Regions from separate parts of the Homo sapiens genome. Here all the other regions are linked to region 1. The links are chromatin contacts, found by Hi-C or POLR2A ChIA-PET in ENCODE. All regions are on one chromosome and are shown on one strand. Each heading gives the region's core, a stretch centred on a gene start or an enhancer-like site at or near the end of the contact. The rest is flanking DNA. Distances are from core to core; before and after follow the strand shown.

Region 1 (2,500 bases), core at 1-2,500:
CAAGATCAACTCGAGCGCCATCAAGCTGCAACTCACGGCACAGTCGCAAGTGCAGATGAAGAAGCAGAAAGTGTCCACCCCTAGTGACTACACTCTGTCTTTCCTCAAGCGGCAGCGCAAAGGCCTCTGAACTACTGGGGACTTCGGACCGCTTGTGGGGACCCAGGCTCCGCCCTTAGTCCCCCAACTCTGAGCCCATGTTCTGCCCCCAGCCCAAAGGGGACAGGCCTCACCTCTACCCAAACCCTAGGTTCCCGGTCCCGAGTACAGTCTGTATCAAACCCACGATTTTCTCCAGCTCAGAACCCAGGGCTCTGCCCCAGTCGTTAGAATATAGGTCTCTTCTCCCAGAATCCCAGCCGGCCAATGGAAACCTCACGCTGGGTCCTAATTACCAGTCTTTAAAGGCCCAGCCCCTAGAAACCCAAGCTCCTCCTCGGAACCGCTCACCTAGAGCCAGACCAACGTTACTCAGGGCTCCTCCCAGCTTGTAGGAGCTGAGGTTTCACCCTTAACCCAAGGAGCACAGGTCCCACCTCCAGCCCGGGAGCCTAGGACCACTCAGCCCCTAGGAGTATATTTCCGCACTTCAGAATTCCATATCTTGCGAATCCAAGCTCCCTGCCCCAAATAACTTCAGTCCTGCTCCAGAATTTGGAAATCCTAGTTTCCTCTCCTTCGTATCCCGAGTCTGGGACACAAAACTCCGCCCCCAGCCTATGAGCATCCTGAGCCCCGCCCTCTTCCTGACGAAACTGGCCCCGGATCAGAGCAGGACCTCCCTTCCGACCCTCTGGGAACCTCCCAGAGGTCCAGCCCATCTCGGAGCATCCCGGAGGAAATCTGCAGAGGGTTAGGAGTGGGTGACAAGAGCCTGATCTCTTCCTGTTTTGTACATAGATTTATTTTTCAGTTCCAAGAAAGATGAATACATTTTGTTAAAAAAAATATAAAGCGCAAGTCCATGTTTATCTGGGAAATTGGGGATGGGGCGGGGAGTGGAGCGCCCCCTCTTCCCTCTGTCTTCTGGCTCCCGGGACTTTGCGCTCCCTACCTGTGGAGCGCGAGCGACAGTGGCGGCGGAAGGACGTAGGCTCCGCCCCGGCCTTGGGGCTTCCCCGCGCCGCCGAGGGCCCGTCCCGCGGGCGCCTCCTCCCGGACTGGCGGTGGGGCATCCCCGGCGCGGCCCCGCCCCCGGGCCTCAGCCCCGCCCCCGCGGCCTCAGAGCCACGGGCGCCCGCCCCGCCCCGCGCCGCCCCGCGCCGGCTCCGCAGCTCGCGCCCGCCCGCCTGCCGGCCCGCCCGGCGCCGGGCCATGGCGCTGCTGCGGGATGTGTCGCTGCAGGACCCGCGGGACCGCTTCGAGCTGCTGCAGCGCGTGGGGGCCGGGACCTATGGCGACGTCTACAAGGTGCGACGGGACGGGCGGGAGAGCCGGGAGGAGGGTGCCAGCCCCGCACCCCGCGGCAGGATCTAGCCCCCGGCCCCGCCCCCCATCCCGCTTCACCCTCCGCCCCTGCAGGCCCGCGACACGGTCACGTCCGAACTGGCCGCCGTGAAGATAGTCAAGCTAGACCCAGGTGAGGGCCCGGGTCGGGCCTCTGCGCCAGAGGAAGGGCAGAGCGCCCGCGGGCGCGGGGTGCGGGCGGAGGGTTGACGTTTCCGAGACCCCTGAGAGGCGTGCCCCGGGAGGTGCTGTCACCTGCACCTGCCTGGCCCGGAGGGAGGCACTCTGTGCCCATTTTGCAGATGGGGGCACTGAGTCAGGGCAACCCCAGCGCGCCTTCCCCATGATGCTTTGTGCTTCCCAGGGGACGACATCAGCTCCCTCCAGCAGGAAATCACCATCCTGCGTGAGTGCCGCCACCCCAATGTGGTGGCCTACATTGGCAGCTACCTCAGGTGAGGCTGCCTTATCCTCCTGGCCCCAGGCAGCCCCCATGTGACCTGCTTTGTGCCCACCCCAGCTCTTTGTCCCTAGGAATGACCGCTTGTGGATCTGCATGGAGTTCTGCGGAGGGGGCTCCCTGCAGGAGATTTACCATGGTGAGGCCAGGGCTCCAGGCCCCAGCAGGCCCCAGCCTTCCCCCACCCCTACCCCACTGGGGTACCAGAGGGGACTCTGGGCCCTGGACTTGGGCTCCTCTCCACTCCTGCCTGGCTGTGTGACCTTGAGAGAAATACTGTCCATCTCTGGGTTCAGTATCCTAGACTAAACTGGGAGGGGACGTGGCCAACACCGCTTTCATTTAACAGTGCCTGCTGCTTTTCCCACACACGGTAGCCTGGGAGGGTGGGCATGACCCCCGGGCCCCCAAGCCAGCCTCTCCCTTTTCCTTTCAGCCACTGGGCCCCTGGAGGAGCGGCAGATTGCCTACGTCTGCCGAGAGGCACTGAAGGTAGCTGGGCCTGTGAGGTGCCCACACCTCTGGTCTCCAGAAGCTGTGGGCCAGGAGCCCAGATGACCAGCAGGGAGGCGGGTGGAGTGCCTCGGGTGGGGC
Region 2 (3,575 bases), core at 327-2,826, 770 kb before region 1:
GCTGCAGAGGTGCTGCCAGAGACAAGGCTAGGGTCCACCCCTCTGGCTGCTACCTTTGAAAAGGCTATGGCTTCTTCCTTAGAAAAGGGGCATCACATAGTCCTCTACCTACTCCCTCATCCTGACTGGGGAAACTGAGAAGAAACAAGCTCAACTCATCTCAGGGCGTCAAGGAGAGCAGAGTGGAGAGGTGAAGAGGCCAAAAGCTGGAAAAAGGTGAGTGGAGCTGGGGCTGGCATGCACACTTGGAACCAGGAAAAAAACAAACCACACAGAGGAACAGCTGTTTTTCTAGAGGGTTTTTCTCAGGGGCTTCTCTTAGTGCTGTAGCTGCTGCAGGCTGCGCAGGGCCTCCGCACATGCGCGGATAAGGCCACACAGCTGGATGCTAGTCTCCAGGGAGGTGCTAGAGCCCAGTTCAGCAGAGGCCCAGGTCAGCTTCTGCAAGAGGGCTGTCTGTGTGCAGGCCATGACATCTGTATTTGGAGGCACAGCAGGAGCAGGTGGCCCCTGGGCTGCCTTGAGTCCTGCTGCAGCTCCCTCACAGTGCTCCGGACGAGGTACTGGGGGCTGGGGCGCAGGTCGAGAGCCCAGGGGGAGCTCTGAGGCTGAGGCCAGCTGGTGCTCCCGAGCTTGGGAGAGGGCAGCCTGGGCATTCAGAGCTAAAAAGAGGAGAAAGTGGGTGGAATGGTCAGGATGCCTGGCCCACCTCAGCCCTGAGCCATCTCCTTTTCTGCTCTGCTCTTTCTGTGCTTGAGGTGTTTTCCCTGTCCCTCTATAAGGCAACTCATCCACTTTCTACTTTGTATCACATTTATGCCCTAGCTTCAATTCTCCATCAGTACTGGGCCTGGTTGAGCTCAGACTCTCGCGCAGTGGCTGGCACACAGGAGGTGCTTGGTGCTCTTATTGAGTTAAGGGTCCTCTTTAGAGCCTAAAGGAGAAATAATTTTACTTCTACCCCACCCAGAGACTCCACTGTCACCTCTCAGCCCTACTGTTCTCGGGCCTCTATCACCACTTAACCACGCTTCCCCCCTAAGCATATCCGGCCCCTCTCCCGGATTATTTTTTACTCTTACCGGGATTATCTTTATCCACGTCTGAGTCGAGTTCCTGACAAGCCACGCAGTAGATTTTCCGCTGTTTGTCTTGGAGGAGGATCGTCTACGGACCAAAAAGCACACGGGGCCGGAATGAGACGCCGGCAATGGGGTCCAGAGGGGAGGGCCGGGGAAGGGCTGAGTGGCCTGGCCCGCGGACCCATCCCCGGTCACTCGCCCGAGTCTCGCCTCACCCCGCAGTCCGCACACGTCTCGCCCAGCATGCGGTAACCGCGCAGCAGATAGTCGCCCATGAGCCGGGAGATGCGATCTTGCCGCTCCCGTCGCGCCTGCAGCACCTTCGTCTCCGCCTCAGTCGGGGGCTCCCAGGAGAAGTCGTCGACTTCTGGGGAAGAGAGGCATAGGGACTGGGGGTCTTGCCGGAGTGGGCTGCCTCCCGTACCTCACAGCCACAAACCCCTGCCGCCCAGGTCCTCACCAGCTCCGTTCAGGGCCATGTTGCCGTTGTCACCGCCGGGCTCACAGGAAGTGACGTCAAAGCGGAGCGCCCTCCGCTGCGGCTCCGCCCGTTCCATAGCTGCCGCGGATCAGGGCGGACGTGACGCCTTAGCGTGGTCCTCAGACCTCGCTGTGCCCGGGGTGGGGCGTGTCGGCTGCTACCGAGAACCTGCTCGGGGGACGCGTCCGTCAACCGGAATCCAGGGGACAGAAGCTTCCGACGCGCGAGGCCTCGGGAGGAGCGTCTCCTTGGTAACTCTCCTCCGGTCGCAAGACCTGGAAGTGGCCTCAGGGGGTCGCCCTTCCTGTCCGTCGTGGATGAAGGGGACCACTTGGCTTCAGAAATCCCCGCTGGCCTCCGCCTCCCCTGGGGTTTCCCTTTCGGCGCAGGCGGGGCAGCGGCGTCATCACAACCATCGCCACCCCAGTAATCACAGCGAGCGGCCCTTTGCGCACGCGTGGAGCCTTCTCAGGCCTCAGTACTTCTCACTTCGCCCGGCAAGGCTGGCCAGGAGGGGTGCATTCTCCCTTTCCGCGTATTTCAAGACCACTCCCCTTCTGCATGCTCGGTGTCCCAGTCTGTCTCCTCGCTGCCTCCCGAGGCCTGGAACTGAAGCAAAGTTCGCCCCGAAGCCGACCGTTCTTTGAAGTTGAAATCCTCAAAAAGCCTGCAGACTGAATAGCGCTGTACTGGGCACGCGCATTGCGCTTCCAGCCGCCCTTGGGTGCTGCGTGCTGGGCCGGGTCGGGTTGGGGCCTTCCTACATACTCTTGCGACCATTAGGCTCTTCTTGGGTGAGTTGCAAGTTAAAATTACCAGGGCTCTCTGAACATGGACCTTGGTGCTTTTTTTCTCTCTCCCTCTTCCGTGTTCTTTTTCAAACGCATCTTCTCCCTTATTAGATTCAGAGAAGCCAGACAGGGCAGGCAGGGGTCCTCAGATGTGCAGTCTGCAGGGCCTGAGGTTGTACACCAGGGCAGTGGAAAAGCAGCTAGGACTTGGACTTTCACAGTTACATCGACATTCTCCTCTTCCGGATGGCACATGCCCCCTCAATCTGACCTGAAGTCCCTTCCTCCTGGCCCCCTCTTCCTTCCACGTAGAACCCCTGGAACTGTCATTCTTGCTGCCTCCTGCTTACGTGGAGAGCCCTGTGTCCCTTTCACATCTCCATCTACCAGTCAGGCTCTTGGGCAGCAGCGTACCTGACTTAGGGCCTGTACCACAAGTCGTTTCTATCAGGCTGAATAGAGCCACCGTTTTTTGTGTGTTTGTTTGGTTTGGTTTGTATTTTTTGTAGAGATGGGGTTTCGTCATGTTGCCCAGGCTGGTCTCCAACTCCTGGACTCAAGTGATCCTCACACCTCAGCCTCCCAAAGTGCTGGGATTACAGCGAAGAGCCACAGCACCTAGCCTGAGGCTGACTAGAGGAACTGTCTCTGAACCATCTCTTGGACTCCAGCCTGTATGCACAGACCCCCAGGTTATTACCGTCTCCAGCTCCCAGCCCTACCCTGAATTCCTCAGTGCGCCGACTATGTCACCATCATGGCCAATATCCACTCAACTGTCTATTCTGCCTCGCACCTACAAAGAGCCTTACATGAGTCCTCTCACTTAATCTCTCCAATTTACTCCTCATGACAACCTTACATATCCCCACATAAGCAGGAAACTGAATAATTATTTTAAAATACAGTGTCGTTCTTGTACTAAAAACCATCTGGCTGCCCGATACTGTGGCTCACGCCTGTAACCCCAGCACATTGGGAGGCCGAGGCGGGCAGATGTCTTGAGATCAGGAGTTCAAGACCAGCCTGGCCAACATAGTGAAACCCCTTCTCTACTAAAAATACAAAAATTAGCCAGGTGTGGTGGCGGGCGCCCGTAATCCCAGCTACTCGGGAGGCTGAACCAGGAGAATTGCTTGAACCGGGAGGCAGAAGTTGCAGTGAGCCGAGATCACACCACTGCACTCCAGCCTGGGCAACAGAGTGAGACTCTATCTAAAA
Region 3 (3,575 bases), core at 361-2,860, 530 kb before region 1:
TTTCTCTGAGGAAAATCTTCCAACACGAAGAACCTCACTACGTTTAACTCCCAAAACCTAGGCAAGTCTGATACTCCCCCAGTACAATGAGAATCTTCCTTTTTATTTTTGGAGAAACCTGTGTAAAACATCCCCTTACAATGGGATGAGGGAAGTCAACAAAGACGCAGGGAAACAAAGAAAGAACATCTGAGTCAGGAAGGATAACTGGATAAATGGTAGATCAACAGTGTCATTTCTAAATTGAGAAAAATGTCAGCCTGAAGAAAGAGCTGGGGAAACTGGAGTGGGCAGATCAGAGAGAAAGACAATAGCGTTGGGAGGAGGGGTGGCTGAAAGAGACAGCAGGATAGAGCAGAAAGCAACTTAAAAAAAAAAAAAACAAACCACAAGAGGAGGAAAGGCACTTAGCTTAATGGAAGTGGGAAAGCATTCTCAAAGAAAAGGCTTCAGGCAGGAGGGAGAAGCAACTTACTCTTTAAAAAGGCTCTTAGGAAGAGTGGGGCTCAGGCCACGACAAAGACAGATGAGAAGCTGTGAGTCCCTTAGAAGAGTTACCGAACCTTTACCTCGTCATCCAGTCAAAATGCAAAAACCCTGACTGGACAGCTAGACACCACTCAATTTTCCCACCCTTGCACCAAGCCCAACATACCCATTAAAAGAAGCTCTATTCGCCCACCATGCATTAACCCAATCTAAAACTCATTCTGATTCTTCTGTAGGAATAAATCAAGTCCCAAAGCATCTTTAACTCACAGGAAGCAGTTCATAGGCCAGCGTCCATGGCCCCAACAGCTATTAACTTTAACTTTGCTTGAAATCTGACCAGCACAATGGTATCGTATAATAGGAAGAATGCCCACCTAGATGCCCCTTTAGGCTAAGCTGTCCTGAACGGCTTCGGTCCAGTTGCAGGTTTTTGATGGCTGCTACTGGACGGGGCCAAGGCCCACTCCCCTGAAGTTCCTTCCCTTCTGGATCCGCTCCTCGATAAATTCTTCCCAAGAATATTTGTAGTCTTAGGTACCTGCCACCCAAGATCCTCCCAAACATCACGGGGCTGCCTGGAACTGAAACAGCCAGCCCCGCAGTGCACTCCGCAGGGGCCGCCGAGCCTGTTGCTGCAGCGAACGGGACGGGACGGGGCGGGGTGGGCGGCGGGCCAGCCGTAGGGCCGCCCGGGCCTCGGCCCCGCTCCTCCGGACTGAGGCGTCTCGGGAGAGGACCGGGACGGTGAGTCTCGCGTGCAGGCAGGGCGCCATGCTCTGGAAACCGTCAGCCCCGAGGAACGCTGAGGCCACACAGCCCCGCAGGGATGCCGCCCGTCGGGGCTCCAGTGTGCCCCCACCAGGGCCTCCACAAGTTTCCAAAGAAGCGCAACGTCTTCTCCGGAGTCTCCTGTTGCCCTCCCCACCAGGAGTCGCAACATGGCTTTCCCGGGGATGTCCCTCTCTCCGCCTAGTCCCTTCCCCCACCGCCCCCTACTCCCAGGCCCTTTACAAAACCTGCCGCCCTAGGAGAGAAAGAAACGACCACTCACAGCTTCACTACATTCTCCACCACAGCCGCCATCTTCCCTGTTCCTCTGCCTCGGGCCGAGAAGCCCCACAGTCCGCAGCGCGCAGGCGCCGGGACCGCACCGGGGTACCAGGTTCCTTGCCCTCTGCGCAGGCGCCGTCCGGGCGCGCGCACTAGAGCGAGCACTGAAGAAAGAGCTTTACGCCTGTTCGCGGGGGCCGGGTAGGAAATGCGTGGACCCCACGGGAGCCCGACGCGCAGGCGCAACCGGAGATTGGCATGCATCCCGGAGCTCCGGTTCGAGGCTTGCCTCTAATATTTAGAGGAGCAGGAGCCGGGGCCGGGCGCGGTGGCTCACGCCTGTAATCCCAGCACTTTGGGAGGCCGAGGCGGGCGGATCACGAGGTCAGGACATGGAGACCATCCTGGCTAACACGGTGAAACCCCGTCTCTACTAAAAATACAAAAAATTAGCCGGGTGTGGTGGCGAGCGCCTGTAGTCCCAGCTACTCGGGAGGCTGAGGCAGGAGAATGGCGTGAACCCGGGAGGCGGAGTTTGCAGTGAGCCGAGATCGCGCCACTGCACTCCAGCCTGGGCGACAGAGCGAGACTCCTTCTCAATAAATAAATAAATAAATAAAGGAAAAAAAGAAAAAGAAAAAAGATTAGCTGGGCATGGTGGTGCATGCCTGTAATCCCAGCTACTAGGGAGGCTGAGGTGGGAGGATCACTTGAGCCCAGGAGTTTGAGGCTCCAGTGAGCCACTGGAGCCACATCACTGCACTCCAGCCTGGGCAACAGAGCGAGGCTCCATCTCAAGAAAAAAAAAAAAAAAAAGGAAAAAAAATATATATACATATATATATACACATATATATATACACATATATACATATATATATATACACATATATATACATATGTATATATATACATATGTATATATATATATATATATATAAATATAATCACTAAAGCTGAAAATACACATACCCTATGACCCAGCAAAGTCCACTCCTGGATATACACACAAGAAAGCTGTACAAGAAGCTGAGTGCAATGCCTCATGCCTGTAATCCCAGCTACTTGAGAGGGTGAGGTGGGAGAATCACTTGAGCCCAGGGGTTCAAGACCAGCCTGGGCAACATAGCAAGATCCTGTCTCTTAAAAAAAAAAAACAAAAAAAAACAGGCCAGGAGCATTGGTTCACGCTTGTAATACCAGCACTTTGGGAGGCCACGGTGGGCGGATCACGAGGTCAGGAGATCGAGACCGTCCTGGCTAACATGGTGAAACCCCATCTCTACTAAAAATACAAAAACAAAATTAGCCGGGCATGGTGGCGGACGCCTGTAATCCCAGCTACTGGAGAGGCTGAGGTGGGAGAATGGCGTGAACCTGGGAGGCGGAGTTTGCAGTGAGCCAAGATCGCGCCACTGCACTCCAGCCTGGGTGACAGAGCGAGACTCCGTCTCAAAAAAAAAAAAATAAAGCTGTACAAGAATGTTCGTAACAACATTATTTGTTTATATTTATTTATTTATTTATTTTGAGACGGAGTTTTGCTCTTGTCGCTCCTTAACAAATTCTTCCTTCCAGCCCAGGCTAGAGTGCAGTGGCACTATCTCAGCTCACTGCAACCTCCACCTCCTGGGTTCAAGTGATTCTCCTGCCTCAGCTTTCCGAGTAGCTGGGATTACAGGTGCCCCCAGCTAATTTTTGTATTTTTTGTAGAGACAGAGTTTTACCACGTTGGCCAGGTTGGTCTCGAACTCCTGACCTCATGTGTTCCGCCCGCCTAGGCTTTCAAGTGCTGGGATTACAGGCATGAGCTACCACGCCTGGCCAGCTGATGTAACCTTTTCTTAAACAATCCTAAAAGAACTGAAAGCTATTGATGCTGGGTTCATAAGCTGCCTTTCCAATTATATGCAGCTAGCCTATTTATTATTAGTACTATTTTTAAATTCAAACTTTTAATTGAAATATACATAAAGAGAAGCACATAGATCTTATGTAGCTTGACTAATTTTTTTTTTTTTTTTTTTGAGACG

What was found. Hi-C counts contacts between places; a loop is a spot of excess contacts on that map. ChIA-PET counts read pairs that join two places held with the same protein, here RNA polymerase II (POLR2A). Pooled maps may share reads with other maps.
Region 2: a loop to region 1 is called in a pooled map, with 11 times the contacts of the local background. The contact joins the promoter of ZNRD2 here to the promoter of MAP4K2 in region 1. A Hi-C loop is called at or near these places in 2 of 37 single-sample maps with no recorded cell type and 6 of 50 pooled maps. POLR2A ChIA-PET finds 5 or more read pairs at or near these places in 4 of 52 experiments (CD4-positive, alpha-beta T cell, CD8-positive, alpha-beta memory T cell, MCF 10A and 1 more).
Region 3: a pooled map shows a loop between it and region 1 (4-fold over the local background). The contact joins the promoter of DPF2 here to the promoter of MAP4K2 in region 1. A Hi-C loop is called at or near these places in 4 of 50 pooled maps. POLR2A ChIA-PET finds 5 or more read pairs at or near these places in 2 of 52 experiments (H1 and WTC11).

What each region holds. Positions count from the first base shown.
Region 1 is chr11:64,801,964-64,804,463 of GRCh38, reverse strand. MAP4K2 (mitogen-activated protein kinase kinase kinase kinase 2) reads left to right here and starts at 1,250. Exons shown (of 32, transcript NM_004579.5): 1 at 1,250-1,410; 2 at 1,522-1,579; 3 at 1,811-1,901; 4 at 1,981-2,045; 5 at 2,343-2,398. The coding sequence starts at 1,315. MEN1 (menin 1) reads left to right here. Exons shown (of 10, transcript NM_001370259.2): 10 at 1-948. The coding sequence ends at 130. RefSeq lists silencers at 1,111-1,290, 1,441-1,620.
Region 2 is chr11:65,568,478-65,572,052 of GRCh38, reverse strand. ZNRD2 (zinc ribbon domain containing 2) reads right to left here and starts at 1,576. Exons shown (of 4, transcript NM_006396.3): 1 at 1,543-1,576; 2 at 1,298-1,449; 3 at 1,083-1,167; 4 at 165-662. The coding sequence starts at 1,561. The coding sequence ends at 319. ZNRD2-DT (ZNRD2 divergent transcript) reads left to right here and starts at 1,640. Exons shown (of 1, transcript NR_038923.1): 1 at 1,640-2,833. RefSeq lists enhancers at 1,259-1,488, 1,499-2,218.
Region 3 is chr11:65,331,887-65,335,461 of GRCh38, reverse strand. DPF2 (double PHD fingers 2) reads right to left here and starts at 1,610. Exons shown (of 11, transcript NM_006268.5): 1 at 1,544-1,610. The coding sequence starts at 1,575. RefSeq lists a silencer at 1,169-1,258 and an enhancer at 1,309-1,358.